Regions from separate parts of the Mus musculus genome. Here region 1 is linked to region 2. A link is a loop called in an ENCODE intact Hi-C map of the cell type or tissue named here. Cell type or tissue: heart. All regions are shown on one strand. Links, peaks and the distances in the headings refer to the core of each region. The heading gives the core; the rest is flanking DNA. Region 1 overlaps Catspere1 (cation channel sperm associated auxiliary subunit epsilon 1). Region 2 overlaps Catspere2 (cation channel sperm associated auxiliary subunit epsilon 2).

Region 1 (12,557 bases), core at 2,988-10,987, 230 kb before region 2:
TTTGCCTGAGTTCCTTAAGGAATTCACCTGTTTAGCAGTGTTCTCTTGTACCTAGAGGGATTTTTATGTTTCCTCTTTAAGGGCTTTTACTTGTTTAGCCACATTCTCTTGTAATTCCTTGAGGTATTTTTGTGCTTCCTCTTGAAGGGCTTCTACCTGTTTAGCAGTGTTCTCCTGTATTTCTTTAAATGAGTTATTAATGCCCCTCTTAAAATCTTCTAACACCATCATGAGATATGATTTTAAATATACATCTTGCTTTTTGGTGTTTTGGGGTATCCAGGACTCGTTGTGGTGGGCGTACTGGGTTCTGATGATGTCCAGTGTTTTTGGTTTCTGTTAGTAAGTTTCTTACGTTTGCCTTTTCCTATCTGGAAATCTCTGGTGTTAATGTTCAAGCTGTCTCTGGTTGGAGCTTGGTCCTCCTGTGATTTTTTTAGCCTCTGTCAGCACTCCTGGGATTCCAACTCTCACCTGAGTTCATTGGTCAGAGCACTCTCTGCAAGCAAGCTCTCCTCTTTTAGGGCAGGTGTCCAGCAGTCTGAAGCTCTGATCATCCACCTCCTGAGTTCCTGGTTCAGAACTCTCCCTGTTGGCCGACTCTCCTCTGGGAAGGAATGTGCCCAGGGGTCTGGGTCTCAGTTTTCTTCCTGGCCGAGGATGAAGGCCCAACTGGACCCTGACCAAGAAGCTCTGTTGCTTCTATCACCCACATGCTCTCAGGTGATCAGGGGGTCCTGGGAGTGCTAGGGGTCCTCGGCCGTGTTCACGCAGAAGTTGGCGGGGCTGGCCATAACCTGCCCTCTGGTTGGGCAGGGTTCATTTGTCCCTGTTCCTGCCAGCACAAGACCCTCCTCTGTTCTTTTGAGCTGATGTTGCATTCCACTCACCCATGATCCCAAGGTGATCCCCAGGTCCTGCGGCATGGAGAGCACTCTGGAGTCCTTAGCGATCTCCACTGGGCTCAGAAGGAAGATGGCGGGAGTAGCCCCTACCAGAGCATCTCTCATCTATTTTCAAAGTCTCTGTCTTGTATAAATCTTCAGTCACTACTTAACACAAGAATGGATGTGTATAACTAAAAGGAGGAAGCCATTTGCTAATACTTGATTAATTGTGCTGTAAAGTAAAAAAAAAAACCAAACGGTGAGCACAGGGATGCTTTAGCATCAAGAAGAAGGCAGAATAAATTTCATGTTTTATTTTATTTTATTTATTTATTTTATCTACAGTACATCTGTTTTTGTTAGAGGAGACCTTCTTCCCTCTTCCATAGTTATATCGTTTTATTCATGTGATTTATTTTTACATGTGATAATGCTGTAACCCACTCTTCCCTGGCTGCGTTAGCAGTCATCATGTACCATGGGCAGAAGCAATCAGAACACTCATGTGTGTAGTAAGGCATGGTTATTGACAGCAGCTTCATTTCCTTCTTTGTGTGGTTCTTTAACATCGACTTCTCCAGAGTCTCACTAGGAAGTGTGGTTTGAGCCTCTGACACTCATGAAAATGTCAGGCCTCTGTTCGTTTTTAATCACTGTCCATCCTTCCATGGGTTCTGAAACCACGGAGCAATTGACAAGGGCAAGTTCACAAATAAAAACTCCTGATAGAGCTGTGTTGGGAAATTAAACTTGCCACTGTGACCAAATTGACTACGTTCTGCTTCTTTTAAAGAGAAGAACTTGGGAGCCTCAGAGAGAAAAATCTATCTCAATGAACTAAGCTCTTGTGTCCCCTCCCAAGTTCATATTGTGGTAGTTGGTATGGGGCTTTGGGAACATAATAAGACCCTAAGGATAGAACCCTTATAGATATGATTAGGGCCTTATGATAGAAACTCCCTACTATTCAGAGTGAAACACTATCATCTATGAGCCAGGTCATGGCCTACTCTAGGGCGAGAAGCTGAGTGAAGCTGACCCTACTTGGGTAGTGCTTGTCCCAGCCACCAGAGCAATGAGAAATTAAGGATAAAGTCACCTATGGGGTGGTTTCATTATAGTGAAAGGAACTAAGATATCTTCCAAGAAACTGGGAGGGTCACATAATGGATTACTGTTCTCACTTATGTACACTGAGCCCCAAGAGCTGACAATAACCAAGACGAACCTCTAACCTCCCTGAGCTAGCTCTGTCTCCTCCACACAGCCAAAAGAGAAGTACTATCCAGGAAGTAGCCCAGAGACTCTGTACAATCCTTGGTGATGGGTGAACCCTTGCTTTCCTTTAGATCTCACCAAGCGTGCTGCTAGTTTTATGTCAATTTACACAAGCAAGTGTTGTCTGAAAGGAGGGATCCTGAACTGAGAAAATGGTAGGGTCTGGCTGTAGGGCATTTTCTTAGTTATTGATGGTTCAGTGCCCAGTCCACCATGGGCAGTGCCATTCCTGGGCAGGTGTCATGGGTTCTATAAGAGAGCAGGTTGAAATGGCTGGAGCAATAGCTCATGTTTTTGTACATCATTACTTCTGCTCCCTGTTATTCACAGAGGCCCTTCCTATTGCAAATTCATTTTAAATTCGTCCTTTGCAAGTTTTTGTTGACTAAAATCCATTAAAAAAATTTCTGGGGCTGGCAAAATGGCTCAGCAGTAAAAAACACTGACTGCTCCTCCAGAAGTCCTGAGTTCAATTCCCAGAAACTGCATGGTGGCTGACAACCATCTGTAATGGATTCTGATGCCCTCTTCTGGTGTGTCTGAAGAGAGCAATGCTTTACTCATATACATAAATAAATATTAGGAAGACAGAAAGATTTCCTTACCTGCTAGATCACAGTATTCTACATTGTTTTATTTTTTTTCTATAAAATTCTTAATCTGCACAGAGAGTGGTAGCATACACCTTTAATCCCAGCATTGAGCGGCAGAGGCAGGTAGATCTCTATGAGTTCAAGGCCAGCCTGGTCTACAGTGTACTTTCCAGGACAGCCCAGGCTACACAGTAAGTCCCTGTCTTGAACCCCCTCCTCCAAAAGAAAAAAAATTCTTTTTTAAAAAATACTTATTTATTTATTATATGTAAGTACACTGTAGCTGTCTTCTGACACACCAGAAAAAGGGCCTCAGATCTCATTACGGATGGTTATGAGCCATCATGTGGATTTTGGGATTTGAACTTAGGACCTTCTGAAGAATAGTCAGTGTGTTTTTAATCACTAAACCATCTCTTATGCCCGAAGAAAAAAATTCTTATTCCTCTTGGAGTTAGTTCTGAACAAGCCTCCAGGTGGAAATTCACTTCTGTTTTTAAACATGAATAATTAATTTTCACACCAATTTTCTGCACAATGTATATACAGTATCTTCTCGCTCGTAGCTGAATTTTCTATATATTCCTGGCCTCCTCGGCTGGCTGTTCTATTTAGCTCATCTATTTGACTCTGTTATCTTCTTTACTGCTTGTTTGATTTCAATTTAGCTTTTTAATCCACTTACAAGGTATTAGATATCTTTATGACACTTTCTTTTTGTATTCTATGTGTATGGGTGTTGTGTGTGCATGTATTTCTGTGAACCACACATGTGCAGTATCTGAGGAATCCAGAAGAGGGCACTGGATCCCCTGAGGCTGCACTTACAAATGTTTGTGAACTACCTTGTGGGTGCTGGGAACTGAAGCCTACTCTCTGAAAGAGCAGCCAGTGCCTTAAGCACTAAGCTATCTTTGCAGGCATCTTTGTGACCTTTTCAAAGTGGGTTCTAGTAGATTCTCCTCCCCTTTCCCTCCTGTTCCCTCCTTTTCATTCCCATGTGGCCTCCCCAAAGCGCCTTTTCACTTTCATGTCACATGTTTCCTTTTGCTACCTCTCCCATCCCACTCTGTTTGAAACCCTCTCTTGACATCTTTCTAGTTTGATAGGCTTTACAAAGGCATACACCATATACACCACACATACCACATACTCACACACACCATACACACCACATACTCACACACACCATACATACACACACCAAACACACACTCATACATAGAACACACTCATACACATACCACACACTCATACATAGCACACACTCAAACACACACCACACACACACATGCATAGACACACACCATGCACATCACACATACTACACAATGACATACACATATGCATATATCACATACACATATTCTCACACATAAACACCGCATCTACCACACATTCACACACAACACACACAAACCCTACACATACTGCACACACATTCACACACACACACACACACACAAACACACCATACACATACACATCACACATATTACACACTCACATACACACATATCACATACACATTCACACAGATAGAAACCACACATATCATACACACAATCACATAAATATACACACCACACACAAATACACACATATACACATACAACACATACTAATGAACACAATATACACACTGTATAATCACAAACACACCACACACACATACCACACACCACACCACACACCACACACATATACAGACATACCATATACTTATACATACACCGACATGCAAACATACACACCACCTACTCCTAAACATACCACACACTCAGACACACCACACACACACCCTCCAAGCTAAGATCTGCATATGAACAACCATGTGAAGTATTTCTCTTTCTGAGTTCACATTTTAATTAGAAAATCTGGCAAGTATGAGCGTAAGTGGCCACTCTTGTCTGGTGGCCACCCTCATCCTTTATTGGGAAACCCATGTTTTTATTTTATTGCTGTTTATCTCTTGGTTTTTGCAGTGCTGGGAATCTAACCTAAGGCCCTTTACAGTCTGCCAGTGAGTTCCACCCTCCAGCCCAGGGTTTTTAGAGACAAGGTCTTGGTATGTAGTACCAGGTGCTTTGACCTCATGATTCTTCTGCCTTGCATCCTCAATGGCAGGATTACAGGCCAGTGCTGCCACACCTTATCCTAGATACATCCAAACATATTTGTTTTCCTCCCTATAACTCTTTGGAATTGGTTTGTAAAATTCTACATTATTCTTTGTTGGGATTTTATTTTTATTTATTTCATTTTATTTCTGTGGTAATGGGATTGAGCCAGGGATTCATATTTAGTAGACAGATACTCTATCCCCCAACTGTGCCTGTGCCCCAGGGTTTGTATTGTAATTTATTGTATCTTAATATTTTAATTTACTTGAGGAATATTACCACTCAAGACTAATATAAAATTCTATATTTTTCTTCATTTAATATGTCAATTTTGTTGATTTTTTTATTAAGGTAAGTGAATATTATATTAATTTTTCCGACTTTTCATTTCATTTATATTGTAAGTAGTCACACATATCCCCATTATCAATATGGCTTCCTAGAGTGGCATATTTCTTTTAGTTGATAAGCCAACATCAGTGCTTGAACACCAAAATCTAGGGCTTGCATCATCAGTCCAGTCTTTGTACTGTATTTTCCAGGAGCATAGACAAATGCGTAATGGTGGGTCTCCATCATCCTGGTTCCACGTATTCTCACCATCCTAAGGTTCTTGAATTCCACACATGCATTCTTCTCTCCTACCTGGCCCACAGAAATCACATTTAAAAAAAATTACCTCTTCCTATAGGTTCTCCTTTTCTACAATGATATATAGTTGGAATCTATAGTATATAAATGTTTTAGACTGGCTTCTTTTACTTGGTAATATACTTTTAAGATACAAACACCTCATCCCTCCATGATGGGGAATGAGTGATATACCCTTTGGTCCATAGTCAGCATGATATATAGTGTTTGTTTTTGTTTTACATTTAACACCAAGTTCTTTATATCTGTGTACCAAAATGTAAAGAGAATACCCAAAGGTTTAGAAACAGTGTACCTTGCTTTCTGCTACCTTGGCCCTGTGGAGGCCTGCTGGGAACAGGACTTCTGAAAGGTGAGTACACCTGGAAGGCTGCAGTGCAAAGCCATTTGTCCTGGCTAGGGGTAAGGTCTCTGAGGGCTCTTCATAAAGCTGAAGGTGTTTATGCCCGAGATGAAACTGGATTGCACTTGGCCAAGAGGTGTGCATATGTTTATCATCAGTGCAGTGACTCCTGGAGGCAAACCAAACACAACCAGAGTGATCCAGTTAACTCTGGCCAGAGAAACAGAAGCGTGGTTTGTGCCACGTCCTGAAGCCTTCCTGCAAAGTCCATTGGACACAGAATTTGTCCAATGGGTGATGCTTGCACCCATCCTGGACTTACCTTAATGAGAAGTAAATAAATAAATAATGGATTTTTCTTTTGAAAAAATAAAGAAGAAACATGTCTACTGAAGATATAGCATTCTAGCTAATGTTTCATATGATGTTTACTGAAATGTATTTCCTTTCTCTCCTCAGAGACGTTTATTACAACTTAAGCCAGGTAACGTTTGACAGTTTTGCATCTCTCGAGAATGTTGCTACTCCAAGGTCTCTTGTCATTATTTATGTTTCCAGGAATTTCCCCAACGTGTTTTTGCCATAAGTGTCCTGTAGAGTGGCTGTGCTCAAAGTATGTTTGAAGATCCTTTGGGTTGTCAGGAGACCTGGTCAGGGAGGCTCGATCATATATCTATGCAAGGGTGGCTTCCCTTCAATATTCTTCCTAAATAGTAGAAACAGAGAGGATTACTCAAGTGTCTTCTCTTGAAATACTACAGAGATTGTGAAAGTATTAGCAGACGTTGGGGTCAGGGGCTGTTTACAAAATACTTTAGCATGTAATATGCTTATCGAAGCTGTATTACTTTATCAGTGAATGTTCTTAGTTTCATTACATGGTACATATTGACAAATCTAACCCAGTTAATAGAAAAGCCTTATGCAAGCTAGGCATGGTTAGTACTCTGTTTAATCAGAAGGATGATGCCCAATGATCATAAAACCGAAGGCAGCCTGAAGTACAAAGTAAGATCATATATATATAAAGTTTTGGAGGCTGAAGATGTAGCTTATTTGGAAGAGCACTTTGCTGGCAAGCACCAAGCCCCCAGGTCACTCCCCAGCATCACATAAATTGGGTGTGGTAGCTGGTCCATGCCTGTAAAGTCAGCACTCCAGAGTTCAGCACTGCATGTCCAGAGTTCCAGATTATCTTCAGCTTCACAGTGAGTTCAGTCAACTGATAATGTCAAATGTCATCTAGGACATGGAGCAATCAGTTTTGGGCAGCGTGGCAAGACCCTGTCTAAATGACTATACCAAAAAAACAAAGGAGACATTAATTACAGTTATGAAAAATATATAAAACTCTAATACCTTTTTAAGTCTAAATTTTGCATGCTGGGCACTGGTGGCCCACACTTTAATCTCAGCACTAGGGAGGGAGAGACTGGTAGATCTCTGAGTTCAAGGCCAGCCTAGTCTACAGAGCAAGTTCTGGGACAGCCAGGGCAAGTAGAGCTATGGCAAGCCCAAATTCTACTGAAGAGATTGGGAAGAAAATTTACTAAAATCTTGAAAGGCACCTACAAAAGATGGTGTCTTCTGAGTTCTTCCTGCTTTGAAAAGCAACTGATGCTCATGACGTTTGGCCGATTATGAAAACCTAACCTCAGTCATCTCAGTCTGTGTGCTGGGTGCGTGGCAGGAGCAGCACATGTTCCTACCCTCACTTTTGTGTTGTCACAGATTATTTTAAATCATTATAGAAACTTTCTAAAACCGGACACAGTTCTAAAACTTACTGACATGTTCTTTTAAAATATTCAGAAATTTGGAATAAAATAGCAACAAGAAGCCTATACTGCCAGTAGAGGCTCTACAAGCCTGGTGACCAATCCCAGAAAGAGAGTCAGTTTATCTCACTTGTCCTCTCACCGCCAAATGTGCACCATGACACATACAACCACCAACTGCACATATCATACACACACACACACACACACACACACACACACACACACACACACACACACGCACAGTAATAAATAAAAATTTAAATGTCTAGAAGATTTAAACCAATAATATACTATGATATGTTAATATTACCCATCCCAGGAATCTGTAGTATTACCTAGAATATCATCAAAATAGAAGATACAAAACATCATCACAGTACTTAGGAACGTTTACCAAAATTTTCATAAAGAAAGCCTTCATTCCCATATTTAAGAACCACCACAAGCCAGGCAGTGGTGGCCCATGCTTTTAATCCCAGCACTTGGGAGGCAGAGGCAGGCGGATTTCTGAATTCAAGGCCACACTAGTCTACAGAGTAAGTTCCAGGACAGCCAGGACTACACAGAGAAACCCTGTCTAGAAAAACAAAAGAAAACAAACAAACAACAAAAGCAAGAAAGAGAAGCCTACAGCTCATCTTTCCACAACAAAACAGCCAGAACAGCCAGGAGAAGCTCTCAAAGGTCAGACCACCTCAATATCTAGCTCAGATGTAGCTAAAATAACCACCAGCAATCAGCAAATATTTAAATGCAGTGAATAAATTTAATATAATAACTACTGTATCATATTGTGTACACATTTCAAGCACGGAGAGCATTCAGCAGGATATATACTTGGACAAAAGACTAAGACAGTGGGCCATGCATTCTATAACCAGCAGGCCTTTAACTTGGAAATTAATTAGAAAATGTTCAGGTTCAATTTTGGTTTTGTTTTGTTTTCCTCACTCCCTAGGAAACACAAGCTGGCCTTGGACTTAGCAATCCTCCTGTCTCTACTTCTAGAATTCTGGGACTATGGACGTATACCATTCCAACCAACCTCTACCTTATTTTTCTTTTCTTTTTTTTTTTAATGTGAAATACTTTTATTAAAAAATGATCAAATCTTTCTGTAATACTAATTAACATATAGTATAAAAATCAGTCTAATATCTTTGTCAGAAATACCTTTTAGAAAGAATTTATTTTTCCCCAGAACATTTGAATTATATACACACTTATGCTAAAGCTGAGAAAATATATCAGAAGGTAAAACGTTCCAAGTTTTCAGCCAGGCAGTGGTAGCGCATGCCTTTAATCCCAGCACTTGGGAGGCAGAGGCAGGTGGATTTCTGAGTTCGAGGCCAGCCTGGTCTAAAAAGTGAGTTCCAGGACAGCCAGAGCTATACTGAGAAACCCTGTCTTGAAAAAACAAACAAACAAAAACAAAACAAAACAAAGTTCCAAATTTTCACAAAACTTAAAAAACCAATTAAAGTAAATGTGAATTTTAAAATGTTGCAATCTAATACTTGCTGTATAAGTATACTTATGATAATTATGAATAGTACAGGGTTTATTCTTTGAAATTCAGCTGATAATATGAATATACTGATGAATGATGATGATGATGATGATGATAATGTAAACCTGAACATACTGGCAGCTTTTGGTAAGAGGTACATGAAGTTTGAGATCTTATAGCTATGCTAAGGCATTTCAGTCTTAAAGTTCAGCTATGGTACCACATTCATGTAGTTATCAGCTCTGGAAATGAAAAGAGGAGAAAGTAACATTATCCTATCTCTTCTTTTTTTTTTTTTATATATGTGGGTGTTTTGCCTGCTGGTATGTATGTGCACCATGCACATGCAGTGCCGGTGGCTGCCAGAAGAGGGCGCGCATGCCCCTGAAGTTCTACATGGTTGTAACCCACCAACTGGGGAATTAAACCTGGCCTCTTTGGAAGAGCAGTTAGTGCTCTTAACCACTAAGCAACCTCTCCAGTCCCCATATTGATGGAGATTTTAAGTACATGTGTTCATGGGTCATGAAGGAAATGAAAATGAAAATGTAAAGTATTTTAAATGAAATAATGAAGATCTCCAGGCAGGTATAGAAGGACAAGAACAATCCTCCCCATCTTAACAACAACCCAGGGGAAGTTGTGCACAGGAAGTGACAGTGGACCTTGAACACAGGGAGAGACCCTGATATTTTCTCATACGACAGAGCAAAACCACACCAAAACCCCACTTCTGTCCAACTGAATGGCACAGGGGGTGAGGGTGGGAGGAGAGAGGGAATGAGCCCTCACATCTTGCTGTGGAAAATTAGAATATGGAGCTAACAAGAAGGTATTGTGTGTATGAGGCGGGGTGGGGGTGAGTTGCTTCACACCTCGGTGACCTGGGTTTGATTTCCAGAATCAAGTGTCCCAGTTAGCATTGTCACCCAGACCCTGCCTAGACCAGATTGGCTGGTTTTTGAAGGAACATTACAAAGCATGTGTTTGCATCAAAAGGAGGAAAGATGTTATCTTTACTGAATCTATACAAAGGTTTTCAGAATTTACAGTCACAGAGGTACCTGTGGACTCATGGGAACTGGATGCTAGAAAAGAGAGGGATTTTGTGTGTTTGTGTGTGTGTGTTGTTGTTGTTGTTGTTGTTGTTGTTATTGTTGTTGTATTAATTGTTGAGGCCTGGAGAGATGGCTTAGCGGTTAAGAGCATCCTGAATGCTCTTCCAGAGGTCCTGAGTTCAATTCCCAGCAAACACATGGTGGCTCTCAATCATCTGTAATGTGGTCTGATGCCCTCTTCTGGTGTGTATGATGGTAGCCAATAAAGCCTTGAAAAAAATACGTTTAAAAATATATAATTTGCTTTTGACTGTATAAATAAACTATTCAAGAAAAAAATAAGAAAACAGAAACCCTGTATAGAAACAAAACAAAACAAAACAAAACAAAACAAAACAATAAACCGCCAATTGTATCTGATTCTATTGAAGTACCCTGTATGTCAGATACTAAGAATAAGTTACAAAAGATTTATGGGAACTGATTTCATTTTCTGTTAAAAAACATGTGGAAGTGTGTAGGAAAGCAGTCATGTTGGTTTACAGATATAAAGAAACATGCATGATCATTAATATAGAATGTCGTCATCAGTTCCTTCAAGGTATAAAAAGAATTTTTGGAACACTTGATGGACCTTTGTATTTATGATGGTTTGTATGTGCTTGGCCCAGTGAGTGGCACTATTAGGAGTGTGGTCTTGATGGAGTAGGCATGTCACTGTGGTCATGGGCTTAAGACCCTCACTCTAGCTGCCTGGAACTCAGTTTTCCACTAGCAGAAGTTGGTACCAGGCACTGGGGATATTGCTCTGATAGTTAAGACAAGGCTTTTCTTTGGAAGAATGTGGGTTTTGGGACTTAGGATTTGGAAAGCAGTGGATTGCTTTAGATGGGGCTTAATGGGCTATCCTAGTAGGACTATGAAAGAGTTTGTTACTGAAGTGATTTGAATTGTGTGGACCTGGCCCAAGAGGTTTCAGTGGAGAATTTCAACCTGTGGCCTAGAAACTGTTCTGTGGTGTTTTGGTGAAGAATGTGGCTATTTTTTGCCCTTTGCCCTGAGGCTAAGGTGATGAGACTCAGATTGACAAAGGAAGTCTCAAAAAATTCCAATAGAGATTTTGTTCTCTGGTTAAGTCTCATGAAGAGCATTTTGAACAAGCATAGCAAACTTAGAAAGGAAAGATATAAAATATATGGTTTGAGTGTTAAAGGGGCACCAGGAAGGGAAATGGAGCCAAATCCTATATTCTAGGAGATAGCCGATTAAGAAATTGGAACTTGGGGACCAGACCCTACCCAGCTACATCTAGTATTGATCATGGTAGTACAAGCCTTTATCCCAGGAGATAAAACCAAATAGATTACTGAGTTCAAGGCCAGCCTGGGACAGAGCAAGTTCTAGGTGAAGAAAAAGTTAAATCGCTTGGTGGACCACACCTTTAATCTCAGAGTTTAGGAGACAGGCATGCAAATCTCTGAGTTCAAAGTTGGTCTATGGAGCAAGTTCCAGGACAGTGAAGGAGTTGAAAAACAGAGAACTGGTGATAATGTACTAGAACAAGGGGGCCATGTTCTAGCCCTAGCAAGCTGCAGAACTCGACAGCCTTGACCACGTGGCTCTGGCTTTAGAGTAAAAAATAGAAGGGACTCCTGGGACAGTTGCTGCTGTTTAGCAAGAGCTAAGAATTTAGTGGTGGTTAAGAAGAGACCAGCATCACTGAGGTGAAATCTTTTGGGAAGTGTTTACTGAGAGCACAAAGAAGCTGTGTTCCAGAGATAGCCTAGGTTGTACCTCCTGCAGCAGCTGTACTTGGTAATGTGTAAGGATCACCCAGGAGGTACTGGTTTTGAAGGCATGAAGGGGTCATGAAGAGCAGCTGAGGCTTGGCACTGTGAGAGGCCATGCAAGGCTGTTGTTGAAGGTGCAGCCTCAGTTGTAGTTGATGGCCCAGGACTGAAGGGGTCATCCAAAGGAGTTGAAGCTTGGTATCATGAAGAAAGCCTATGAGAGTCTATTGGTGAAGCCTAGTTGCAGCAGAAGACCCCAGTGTATTGGATATGCCAGTATCTTGGGTTGATCACAAAAACAGCAGTGGCAGTGGAGTGGATCACCTGAGCTTAGAGTGATACAGCATGCAGAGCTGGAGAAGTGGCGCCAGCCCTTTGGAGGAGTCCAGAAGATCATATGTGGATCACAAACATTGAAACAAGAAGCTGTAACATTGAAGCTGCCTTGAAGACCCCAAGATTTTCGAGATACCAGAGCCATAGGAATGCTGCTAACAGAGTGGAACCAGCCCAGGAAAAAGCAGTTTGTGGCAGTTAACAAAA
Region 2 (12,557 bases), core at 1,545-9,544:
GAAGAAGGCAGAATGAATTTTGCGTTTTTTTTTTAATCTATAGTACATCTGTTTTTGTTAGAGGAGACCTTCCTCCCACTTCCATAGTAATATCATTTTATTCATGTGATTTATTTTTACATGTGATAATGCTGTAATCCACACTTCCCTGGCTGCATTAGCAGTCAGCATGTACCATGGGCAGAAGCAATCAGAACACTCACGTGTGTAGTAAGGTATGATTATTGACAGCAGCTTCATTTTCTTCTTCGTGTGATTCTTTAACATCGACTTCTCCAGAGTCTCACTAGGAAGCATGGTTTGAGCCTCTGACACTCATGAAAATGTCAAGGATCTTTTCGTTCTTAGTCACTGGCCATCTTCCATGGGTTCTGAAACCACGGAGCAATTGACAAGGGCAAATTGCAAATAAAAACTCCTGATAGAGCTGTGTTGGGAAATTAAACTTGCCACTGTGACCTTATTGACTGTTTTTTGCTTCTTTTAAAGAGAAGAACTTGAGAGCTACCTGAGAGAAAAATCTATCTCAATGAACTAAGCTCTTGTGTCCCTACCCAAGTTCATATTGTGGTAGTCGGTATGGGGCTCTGGGAACATAATAAGACCCTAAGGATAGAACCCTTATGGATATGATTAGTGCCTTATGATAGAAACTCCCTACTATTCAGAGTGAAACACTATCATCTATGAGCCAGGGCATGGCCTACTCTAGGGCATGAAGCTGAGTGAAGGTGACTCTACTTGGGTAGTGCTTGTCCCAGCCACCAGAGCAATGAGAAATTAAGGATAAAGTCACCATAGGGTGGTTTCATTATAGTGAAAGGAACTAAGATATATTCCAAGAAAACGGGAGGGTCACGTAATGGATTACTGTTCTTACTTATGTACACTGAGCCCCAAGAGCTGACAATAACCAAGACGAACCTCCAACCTCCCTGAGCTAGCTCTGTCTCCTCCACACAGCCAAAAGAGAAGTGCTATCCAGGAAGTAGCCCAGAGACTCTGTACAATCCTTGGTGATGGGTGAACCCTTGCTTTCCTTTAGATCTCACCAAGCGTGCTGCTAGTTTTATGTCAATTTACACAAGCAAGTGTTGTCTGAAAGGAGGGAACCTGAACTGAGAAATGCCTCGGTAGGATCTGGCTGTAGGGCATTTTCTTAGTTATTGATGGTTCAGTGCCCAGTCCACCATGGGCAGTGCCATTCCTGGGCAGGTGTCATGGATTCTATAAGAAACCAGGTTGAAATGGCTGGAGCGATAGCTCATGTTTTTGTACATCATTACTTCTGCTCCCTCTTATTCACAGAGGCCCTTCCTATTGCAAATTTATTTTAAATTCGTCCTTTGCAAGTTTTTGTTGACTAAAATCCATTTAAAGAAAATTTCTGGGGCTGGAGATTTGGCTCAGCAGTTAAAAACACTGACCGCTCCTCCAGAAGTCCTGAGTTCAATTCCCAGAAACTGCATGGTGGCTGACAACCATCTGTAACGGGATCTGGTGCCCTCTTCTGATCTGAAGAGAGCAATGGTTTACTTACATACATAAATAAATATTAGAAAGACAGAAAGATTTCCTTACCTGCCAGATCACAGTATTCTACATTAAGTTTTATATTTTTTTCTATAAAATTCTTAATCTGCACAGAGAGTGGTAGCATACACCTTTAATCCCAGAACTTGAGCGGCAGAGGCAGGTAGATCTCTATGAGTTCAAGGCCAGCCTGGTCTATAGAGTGCTTTCCAGGACAGCCCAAGCTACACAGTGGGGCCCTTTCTCCACACACACTCCCTCCAAACTAAGATCTGCATATGAACAACAATGTCATGTATGTCTCTTTCTGAGTTCACATTTTAATTAGAAAATCTGGCAAGTATGAGCGTAAGTGCCCACTCTTGTCTGGTGGTCACCCTCATCCTTTATTGGGAAACCCATGTTTTTATTTTATTGCTGTTTATCTCTTGGTTTTTGTAGTGCTGGGAATCTAACCTAAGGCCCTTTACAGTCTGCCAGTGAGTTCCACCCTCCAGGGTTTTTAGAGACAAGGTCTTGGTATGTAGTACCATGTGGCTTTGACCTCATGATTCTTCTGCCTTGTGCCCTTAATGGCAGGATTACAGACCAATGCTGCCACACCTTACCCTAGCTACATCCAAACATATTTGTTTTCCTCCCTATAAATCTTTGGAATTGGTTTGTAAAATTCTACAATATTCTTTGTTGGAATTTTATTTTCATTTATTTCATTTTATTTCTGTGGTATTGGGATTGAGCCAGGGATTCATATTTATTAGACAGATACTCTATCACCCAACGGTGCCTGTGCCCCAGGGTTTGTATTGTAATTTATTGTATCTTAATATTTTAATTTACTTGAGGAATATTACCACTCAAGAATAATATAAAATTCTATATTTTTCTTCATTTAATATGTCAATTTTTGTTGATTTTTTTTACTAAGGTAAGTGAATATTATATTAATTTTTCTGACTTTTCATTTCATTTATATTGTAAGTAGTCACACATATCCCCATTATCAATATGGCTTCCCAGAGTGGCATATTTCTTTTAGTTGATAAGCCAACATCAGTGCTTGAGCACCAAAAGTCTAGGGCTTGCATCATCAGTCCAGTCTTGGTACTGTATTTTCCAGGAGCATAGACAAATGCGTAATGGTGGGTCTCCATCATCCTGGTTCCATGTATTCTCACCATCCTAAGGTGCTTGCTTTCCACACGTGCATTCTTCTCTCCTACCTGGCCCACAGAAATCACATTTTAAAAAATTACCTCTTCCTATAGGTTCTCCTTTTCTACAATGATATATAGTTGGAATCTATAATATATAAATGTTTTAGACTGGCTTCCTTTACTTGGTAATATACTTTTAAGATACAAACACCTCGTCCCTCCGTGATGGGGAATGAGTGATAGGCCCTTTGGTCCATAGTCAGCATGATATATAGGGTTTGTTTTTGTTTTACATTTAACATCAAGTTCTTTATATCTGTGTACCAAAATGTAAAGAGAATACCCAAAGGTTTAGAAACAGTGTACCTTGCTTTCTGCCACCTTGGCCCTGTGGAGGCCTGCTGGGAACAGGACTTCTGAAAGGTGAGTACACCTGGAAGGCTGCGGTGCAAAGCCATTTGTCCTGGCTAGGAGGAAGGTCTCTGAGGGCTCTTCATAAAGCTGAAGGTGTTTATGCCCGAGATGAAACTGGATTGCACTTGGCCAAGAGGTGTGCGTATGTTTATCATCAGTGCAGTGACTCCTGGAGGCAAACCAAACACAACCAGAGTGATCCAGTTAACTCTGGCCAGAGAAACAGTGGCGTGGTTTGTGCCACATCCTTAAGCAACCTTCCTGCGAAAGGCCATTGGACACAGAATTTGTCCAATGGGTGATGCTTGTACCCATCCCGGACTTACCTTAATGAGAAGTAAATAAATAAATAATGGATTTTTCTTTTGAAAAAATAAAGAAAAAACATGTCTATTGAAGATATAGCATTCTAGCTAATGTTTCATATGATGTTTACTGAAATGTATTTCCTTTCTCTCCTCAGAGACGTTTATTACAACTTAAGCCAGGTAACGTTTGACAGCTTTGCATCTCTCGAGAATGTTACTACTCCAAGGTCTCTTGTCATTATTTATGTTTCCAGGAATTTCCCCAACGTGTTTTTGCCATAAGTGTCCCTTAGAGTGGCTGTGCTCAAAGTATGTTTGAAGATCCTTTGGGTTGGGAGGAGACCTGGCCAGGGAGGCTCGATCATATATCTATGCAAGGGTGGCTTCCCTTCAATATTCTTCCTAAATAGTAGAAACAGAGAGGATTACTCAAGTGTCTTCTTTTGAAACACTACAGAGATTTGAAAGTATTAGCAGACGTTGGGGTCAGGGGCTGTTTACAAAATACTTTAGCATGTAATATGCTTATCGAAGCTGTATTAATTTATCAGTTAAATGTTCTTGGTTTCATTACATGGTGCATATTGACAAATCTAACCCAGTTAATAGAAAAGCCTTATGGAAGCTAGGCATGGTTAGTACTCTGTTTATTCAGAAGGATGATGCCCAACCATCATAAAACTGAAGGCAGCCTGAAGTACAAAGTAAGATCATATATATATAATTTTAAGTTTTGGAGGCGGAAGATGTAGCTTATTTGGAAGAGCACTTTGCTGGCAAGCACCAAGCCCCCAGGTCACTCCCCAGCATCACATAAATTGGGTGTGGTAGCTGGTCCATGCCTGTAAAGTCAGCACTGCAGGTCCAGAGTTCCAGATTATCTTCAGCTTCACAGTGAGTTCAGTCAACTGATAATGTCAAATGTCATCTAGGACATGGAGCAATCAGTTTTGGGTGGCGTGGCAAGACCCAGTCTAAAAGACTATACCAAAAAAAAAAAAAACAAAGGAGATATTAATTACAGTTATGAAAAGTATATAATGCGTGAAACTCTAATACCTTTTTAAGTCTAAATTTTGCATGCTGGGGACTGATGGCACACACTTTAATCTCAGCACTAGGGAGGGAGAGACTGGTAGATCTCTGAGTTCAAGGCCAGCCTAATCTACAGAGCAAGTTCTGGGACAGCCAGGGCAAGTAGAGCTATGGCAAGCCCAAATTCTACTGAAGAGATTGGGAAGAAAATTTACTAAAATCTTGAAAGGCACCTACAAAAGATGGTGTCTTCTGAGTTCTTCCTGCTTTGAAAACCAGCTGATGCTCATGACGTTTGGCCGATTATGAAAACCTAACCTCAGTCATCTCAGTCTGTGTGCTGGGTGCGTGGCAGGAGCAGCACACCTTCCTACCCTCGCTTTTGTGTTGTCACAGATTGTTTTAAATCATTATAGGAACTTTCTAAAACCTGACACAGTTCTAAAACTTACTGACATGTTCTTTTAAAATATTCAGAAATTTGGAATAAAATAGCAACAAGAAGCCTATACTACCAGTAGAGGCTGCAAAATCCTGGTGACCAATCCCAGAAAGAGAGTCAGTTTATCTCACTTGTCCTCTCACCTCCAAATGTGCACCACGACACATACAACCACCAACTGCACATATCATACACACACACACACACACACACACACACACACACACACACACGCGCGCACACACACGCACAGTAATAAATACAAATTTAAATGTCTAAAAGATTTAAACCAATAATATGCTATGATATGTTAATATTACACATCCCAGGAATCTGTAGTATTACCTAGAATATCATCAAAATAGAAGATACAAAACATCATCACAGTACTTAGGAACGTTTACCAAAATTTTCATAAAGAAAGCCTTCATTCCCATATTTAAGAACCACCACAAGCCAGGCAGTGGTGGCCCATGCTTTTAATCCCAGCACTTGGGAGGCAGAGGCAGGCGGATTTCTGAATTCAAGGCCACACTAGTCTACAGAGTAAGTTCCAGGACAGCCAGGACTATACAGAGAAACCCTGTCTAGAAAAACAAAAGAAAACAAACAAACAACAAAAGCAAATAAGAGAAGCCTACAGCTCAGCTTTCCATAACAAAACAGCCAGAACAGCCAGGAGAAGCTCTCAAAGGTCAGACCACCTCAATATCTAGCTCAGATGTAGCTAAAATAACCACCAGCAATCAGCAAATATTTAAATGCAGTAATAAATTTAATATAATAACTACTGTATCATATTGTGTACACATTTCAAGCACGGAGAGCATTCAGAAGGATATATACTTGGACAAAAGACTAAGACAGTGGGTCATGTATTCTGTAACCAGCAGGTCTTTAACTTGGAAATTAATTAGAAAATGTTAAGGTTCAATTTTGGTTTTGTTTTGTTTTCCTCACTCCCTAGGAAACACAAGCTGGCCTTGGACTTAGCAATCCTCCTGTCTCTACTTCTAGAATTCTGGGACTATGGACGTATACCATTCCAACCAACCTCCACCTTATTTTTCATATGTGGGTGTTTTGCCTGCTGGTATGTATGTGCACCATGCACATGCAGTGCCGGTGGCTGCCAGAAGATGGCGCGCATGCCCCCTAAGTTCTACATGGTTGTAACCCACCAACTGGGTGAATTAAACCTGGCCTCTCTGGAAGAGCAGTTGGTGCTCTTAACCACTAAGCAACCTCTCCAGTCCCCATATTGATGGAGATTTTAAGTACATGTGTTCATGGGTCATGAAGGAAATGAAAGTGAAAATGTAAAGTATTTTAAATGAAATAATGAAGATCTCCAGGCAGGTATAGAAGGACAAGGACAATCCTCCCCATCTTAACAACAACCCAGGGGAAGTTGTGCACAGGAAGTGACAGTGGACCTTGAACACAGGGAGAGACCCTGATATTTTCTCATACGACAGAGCAAAACCACACCAAAACCCACTTCTGTCCAACTGAATGGCACAGGGGGTGAGGGTGGGAGGAGAGAGGGAACGAGCTCTCACATCTTGCTGTGGAAAATTAGAATATGGCGCTAACAAGAAGGTACTGTGTGTGTGTGTGTGTGTGTGTGTGTGTGTGTGTGTGTGTGTGTGTGTGTGTTGTGGGGGTGAGGTGGGGAGTTGCTTCACACCTCGGTGACCTGGGTTTGATCCCCAGAATCAAGTGTCCCAGTTAGCATTGTCACCCAGACCCTGCCTAGACCAGATTGGCTGGATTTTGAAGGAATATTACAAAGCATGTGTTTGCATCAAAAGGAGGAAAGATGTTATCTTTACTGATTCTATAGAAAGGTTTTCAGAATTTAGTCACAGAGGTAATCACTAGTCAGATACCTGTGGACTCATGGGAACTGGATGCTAGAAAAGAGAGGGACTTTTTGTGTGTGTGTGTGGTCGTTGTTGTTGTTGTTGTTGTTGTTGTTGTTGTATTAATTGTTGAGGCCTGGAGAGATGGTTTAGCGGTTAAGAGCATCCTGACTGCTCTTCCAGAGATCCTGAGTTCAATTCCCAGCAACCACATGGTGGCTCTCAATCATCTGTAATGTGGTCTGATGCCCTCTTCTGATGTGTATGATGGTAGCCAATAAAGTCTTGAAAAAAATACGTTTAAAAATATATAATTTGCTTTTGACTGTATAAATAAACTATTCAGGAAAAAAATAAGAAAACAGAAACCCTGTATAGAAACAAAACAAAACAAAACAAAACAATAAACCACCAATTGTATCTGATTCTATTGAAGTACCCTGTATGTCAGATACTAAGAATAAGTTACAAAAGATTTATGGGAACTGATTTCATTTTCTGTTAAAAAACATATGGAAGTGTGTAGGAAAACAGTCATGCTGGTTTACAGATATAAAGAAACATTTGAAGGAATATTACAAAGCATGTGTTTGCATCAAAAGGAGGAAAGATGTTATCTTTACTGATTTATACAAAGGTTTTCAGAATTTACAGTCACAGAGGTAATCACTAGTCAGATACCTGTGTACTCATGGGAACTGGATGCTAGAAAAGAGAGGGACTTTGTGTGTGTGTGTGTGTGTGTATTATGCATTCTGTATTAATGCATGATCATTAATACAGAATGTCGTCATCAGTTCCTTCAAGGTATAAAAAGAATTTTTTGAACACGTGATGGGTCTTTGTATTTGTGATGGTTTGTATGTGCTTGACCCAGTGAGTGGCACTATTAGGAGTGTGGTCTTGATGGAGTAGGCATGTCACTGTGGTCATGGGCTTAAGACCCTCACTCTAGCAGCCTGGAAGTCAGTTTTCCACTAGCAGAAGTTGGTACCAGGCACTGGGGATATTGTTCTGATAGTAATGACAAGGCTTTTCTTTGGAAGAATGTGGGTTTTGGGACTTAGGATTTGGAAAGCAGTGGACTGCTTTAGATGGGGCTTAATGGGCTATCCTAGTAGGACTATGGAAGAGTTTGTTACTGAAGTGATTTGAATTGTGTGGACCTGGCCCAAGAGGTTTCAGTGGAGAATTTCAACATGTGGCCTAGAAACTGTTCTGTGGTGTTTTGGTGAAGAATGTGGCTATTTTTTGCCCTTTGCCCTGAGGCTAAGGTGATGAGATTCAGATTGAAAAAGGAAGTCTCAAAAAATTCCAGTAGAGATTTTGTTCTCTGGTTAAGTCTCATGAAGAGCATTTTGAACAAGCATAGCAAGCTTAGAAAGGAAAGATATAAAATATATGGTTTGAGTGTTAAAGGGGCACCAGGAAGGGAAATGGAGCCAAAACCTATATTCTAGGAGATAGCAGATTAAGAGCTTGGAACTTGGGGAACAGATCCTACCCAGCTACGTCTAGTATTGGTCATGGTAGTACAAGCCTTTATCCCAGGAGATAAAACCAAACAGATCTCTGAATTCAAGGCCAGTCTGGGACAGAGCCAAGTTCTAGGTGAAGAAAAAGTTAAATCCTGGGTTGGTGGATCACACCTTTAATCCCAGTGTTTAGGAGACAGGCATGCAGATCTCTGAGTTCAACATTGATCTACGTTGAGCAAGTTCCAGGACAGAGGAGGAGTTGAAAAACAGAGAACTGGTAATAATGTACTAGAACAAGGGGGCCATGTTCTAGCCCTAGCAAGCAGCAGAACTTGGCAGCCTTGACCAAGTGGCTCTGGATTTAGAGTGAAAAATAGAAGGGACTCCTGGGACAGTTGCTGCTGTTTAGCTAGAGCTAAGAATTTAGCGGTGGTTAAGAAGAGACCAGCATCACTGAGGTGAAATCTTTTGGGAAGTGTTTTCTGAGAGCACAAAGAAGCTGTGTTCCAGAGATAGCCTAGGTTGTACCTCCTGCAGCAGCTGTACTTGGTAATGTGTAAGGATCACCCAGGAGGTACTGGTTTTGAAGGCATGAAGGGGTCATGAAGAGCAGCTGAGGATTGGCACTGTGAGAGGCCATGCAAGGCTGTTGTTGAAGGTGCAGCCTCAGTTGTAGTTGATGGCCCAGGACTGAAGGGGTCATCCAAAGGAGTTGAAGCTTGGTATCATGAAGAAAGCCTATGAGAGTCTATTGGTGAAGCCTAGTTGCAGCAGAAGAACCCAGTGTATTAGATATGCCAGTATCTTGGGTGGATCACAAAGAACAGCAGTGGCAGTGGAGTGGATCAACCTGAGCTTAGAGTGATACAGCGGGCAGAGCTGGAGAAGTGGCGCCAGCCCTTTAGAGGAGCCCAGAAGATCATATGTGGATCCCAGACTTTGAAACAAAAGCTGTAACATCGTAGCTGCCTTGGAGACCCCAAGATTTTCGACATACCAGAGCCATAGGAATGCTGCTAACAGTGGAACCAGCCTAGGAAAAAGCACTTTGTGGCAGGTAACAAAGATGAAAAAGGAGTTGTAGATCTGAAAACTGCTTTGACATAACCCAGAGTTTAGAATTAGTCTATTTTGTTTCCTGTCTTGCTTTGGGGATTACAGTTAAATGATTGGATGAATCTTAGAAGAGACCTTGAACTTTGGACTTTTAACATTGTTGAGACTGCTATAGGCTATGCAGCCTTTGGAAATTGGACTAAATATTTTGCATTGTGTTATATTTAGGTATGGTCCCAAATTTTGTTCAAAATAGAAATGAAAAAATTTTGAACAGACCTATGAGAGCCTGGGAGTGGCATATGATGCTTTGTTTATGCTTGGCCCAGTGAGTGGCACTATTAGGAGGTGTGGCCTTGTTGGAATAGGTGTGTCACTGTGGGTGTGAGCTTAAGATCCTCACCCTAGCATCCTGGAAGTCAGTATTCTCCTAGCAGCCTTCAGATGAAGATATAGAACTCTCAGCTCTGCATGTATCATACTTGCCTAGATGTTGCCATGTTCCCACCTTGATGATAATGTACTCAACCTCTGAACTCATAAGCCAGCCCCAATTACATGTTGTCCTTTAAAGACTTGCGTTGGTCATGGTGTCTGTCAACATAAGTAAAACCCTAGCTAAGACAGCATTGTTCCAGTTTTTAAAACTACAAACACTGCTTTGGTGTTTTAAAATAGAAAATAATGAAAATTTTTTCATTTCTATTTTACTAGTATGCATATTTTACCTATATGAATCTTGAATTGCCAGGTACCATTTCCATGCCTGGCTCCTGTAGAGGCAGGAAAGGACATTGGATCCTTGGGAACTGAAGTTACAGATAGTTGTGAGCCACCATGTAGGTGCTGGGAATTGAACCCAAGTCCCTCTGAAAATCCAGTACTCTTAACCACTTAATTGCTCCAGTACCAATAATGAAAGGAGTATTTTGAGTGGTTTTTGCTATGAAAAAAAGGAAATTAGTATAAAACTGGAGGAATGTGATTACATTTTATTCAAGTATTTTTAATTCTCTGATAATTATATATACATAAATATATTTTGTTTGCACTCAATCTTATCCATCCTTTAACTACTCCAAGATTTACCCTCTAGCCCACACACCCCCAACTTAGTTCTCTCCCCCTCTGTCCATCCCTCCCTCTCTTCCTCTCTCTTATAATCCACAGAGTTCAATTTGTTCCTTTCATATTTTCTCTTATAGATTGTCACCATATGGGTGTATGATCCAGAAAGTGCCAGCACTGAAGAGCTGATATGGACCGCAAAGAAACCTTCACTGGTAAGTACCAATATCATAATTCCTTGGAGCACACAGGCTGCCAGTCTTTTTCTGAGGACTGAGTTTACGCTATAATCAATTGATAGTATTTTAAGTTTACTGAAGCCAGTGTAAAACCCCTTTGTCCCTTTGTTCCATTTAGTCATCATAGGTATTTTGAACTGCTCTTGATCTCTGCAATTATATACCTCTCCACTGAGCATTCTTCTGATCATTGGTGAAGAGATGGATCCTTTGTGTGCTTTAAGGATGTCCTGCGAGTATCTCCATTGAAGCCATGCCTCCAAAACATAGCTAGGGTAAAACAGCAAATAAGCCAGTCCTTTCTTATATTCATTACAAATTTACTGCTTTGAAGATTTGAGTTCTGCATTCTGTTTCAATGTTAACAGAGAAATATCAGTGTAGATAGTTGCTCTCATGAGCCTGTTGCTACCTTAGTGACTTGTCAGGAACTCTCTGATGTAGGATGTGTGAGTGTGTATACACAAGATATGTTGGGGTGGAGGCATGCCAGGGTATGTGTGTAGAGGCCTGGAGACAGCTTAGTGCACTTGGTCCTCTTTCTCCTTACTCCTGTATTTGAATTCCAGGGATTGAACTTTGGTTGCCAGGCTACAGAGGTTTATTTTGAATGGCCCCAGGCATCGGTCCTTAGCTTTTTCTGATCCTGTCGAAGTCATTCATTGGCCCAGTTATCTCTTAATTTGGTTGTTTAACAAAACTCCTATTTCACATTCAAAGCTTCCTACTATTTAAAACTGTATTCATATTTGTGTTCTAAATGAGCATGGTATCCATATTAAAATAGAAAACTAGTGGGGTATGTTTTTGTTTCTTGGTTAACAAGTAAGATGGAAATATGAAAATATCTAACTATTTGTCTGCCCTTAAAATACAGGCACTTAATGTGAAACTTTGGAGAGTTAAAAATGCAAGGCTTATATTATTTTCTTACCTTCCATTAATTTGTTAAATAAGTTTTACTTTTAAAATAGTTTACATTTACACTATTATTGCTGAGATGGTTCCTCTTTTATTATCTTATACTTGAATATTGGTCACCAGTTAGGAACTATGGATACATTGATCCTAAGGCGTATATTGTCTTACCTCAGTTTTCTCCAATCCTTTCTCCTGTGTTTGCTAATCCTATTGTGGTAGCACTTTACATTTGGTTGTCCAGTTTCCAAGTTGTAAGTTGCTACATGTTTTCTGTGACTTGGACAAGTTTGAAGATTCCCAGGCACATATTTTGCAGAATGTCAATAAACAGATTTTTCTCATGAGACTGGAGTTAGATGTCTCAAGGAGAAATACCACAAAGGTACAGAGCATTTGCCAACATATCACGCTGAGGGTCTGTCCTTTCATTGTGGCCTAGCAATGTGTGTGTGTGTGTGTGTGTGTGTATGCAATGCTAGGCACAGCTCACATGTGGCCATCAGAGGACAATTTCTTGTCTATCATCTGTGTCCCAGGGATTAAACTCAGGTCATCAGGTTTAGGGGGCAAGTTCCTTTATCCATGAAGCCATTTCTTGTGTTCACACTCCACTTACTTTTTTGTTTTTTTTAAATGTGTTTTTCCTGCGTATATGTCTGTGTGATGGTGTCAGATAGATGCCCTGGAACTGGAGTTACAGACAGTGGTGAGCTGCCATGTGGATCCTGGGAACTGAATCTAGATCCTCTAAAAAAGCAGTCAGTGCTCTTAACTTCTGAGCCATCTCTCCAGCCCACACTCAAGTTCTAAAAGCAGTTTATATAATATAATTTTGTAAAGCTTTTTTCTGTGTGGAAGATTTCCGTGTTACTCTGACCTATTTATTTGCTCACTGCTTTGTTTACATCAGTGTAGATTTGTGTACTTATTACATGTGATGGGTCACAGCACAATGCTGCCATTCTCTGGAACCCGTTCATTAGACCTATGCATCCCCCTTGACATATTTTCAACATTGGTTTGCCTAGGTCTGATTTTAAC

What was found. Peaks named below come from ENCODE experiments on the same cell type or tissue, not always from the same donor. Only the 100,000 strongest peaks of a DNase experiment are listed, where the experiment ranks them.
Region 1: it touches region 2 in a loop (13-fold over the local background); 8 of 42 quality-filtered maps call a loop at or near these places.

What each region holds. Positions count from the first base shown.
Region 1 is chr1:177,836,509-177,849,065 of GRCm38, forward strand. It overlaps Catspere1 (cation channel sperm associated auxiliary subunit epsilon 1), which reads left to right. Exons shown (of 22, transcript NM_001368823.1): 6 at 6,335-6,359. Among named protein-coding and RNA genes, the nearest start is that of Catspere1, 34 kb to the left of the region's middle. In heart, for the core only: a CTCF peak has its summit at 9,519 (motif pointing right); no DNase peak of the experiment used is centred there.
Region 2 is chr1:178,066,962-178,079,518 of GRCm38, forward strand. It overlaps Catspere2 (cation channel sperm associated auxiliary subunit epsilon 2), which reads left to right. Exons shown (of 23, transcript NM_001368822.1): 8 at 10,494-10,571. Among named protein-coding and RNA genes, the nearest start is that of Gm25312, 45 kb to the left of the region's middle. In heart, for the core only: a CTCF peak has its summit at 6,010 (motif pointing right); no DNase peak of the experiment used is centred there.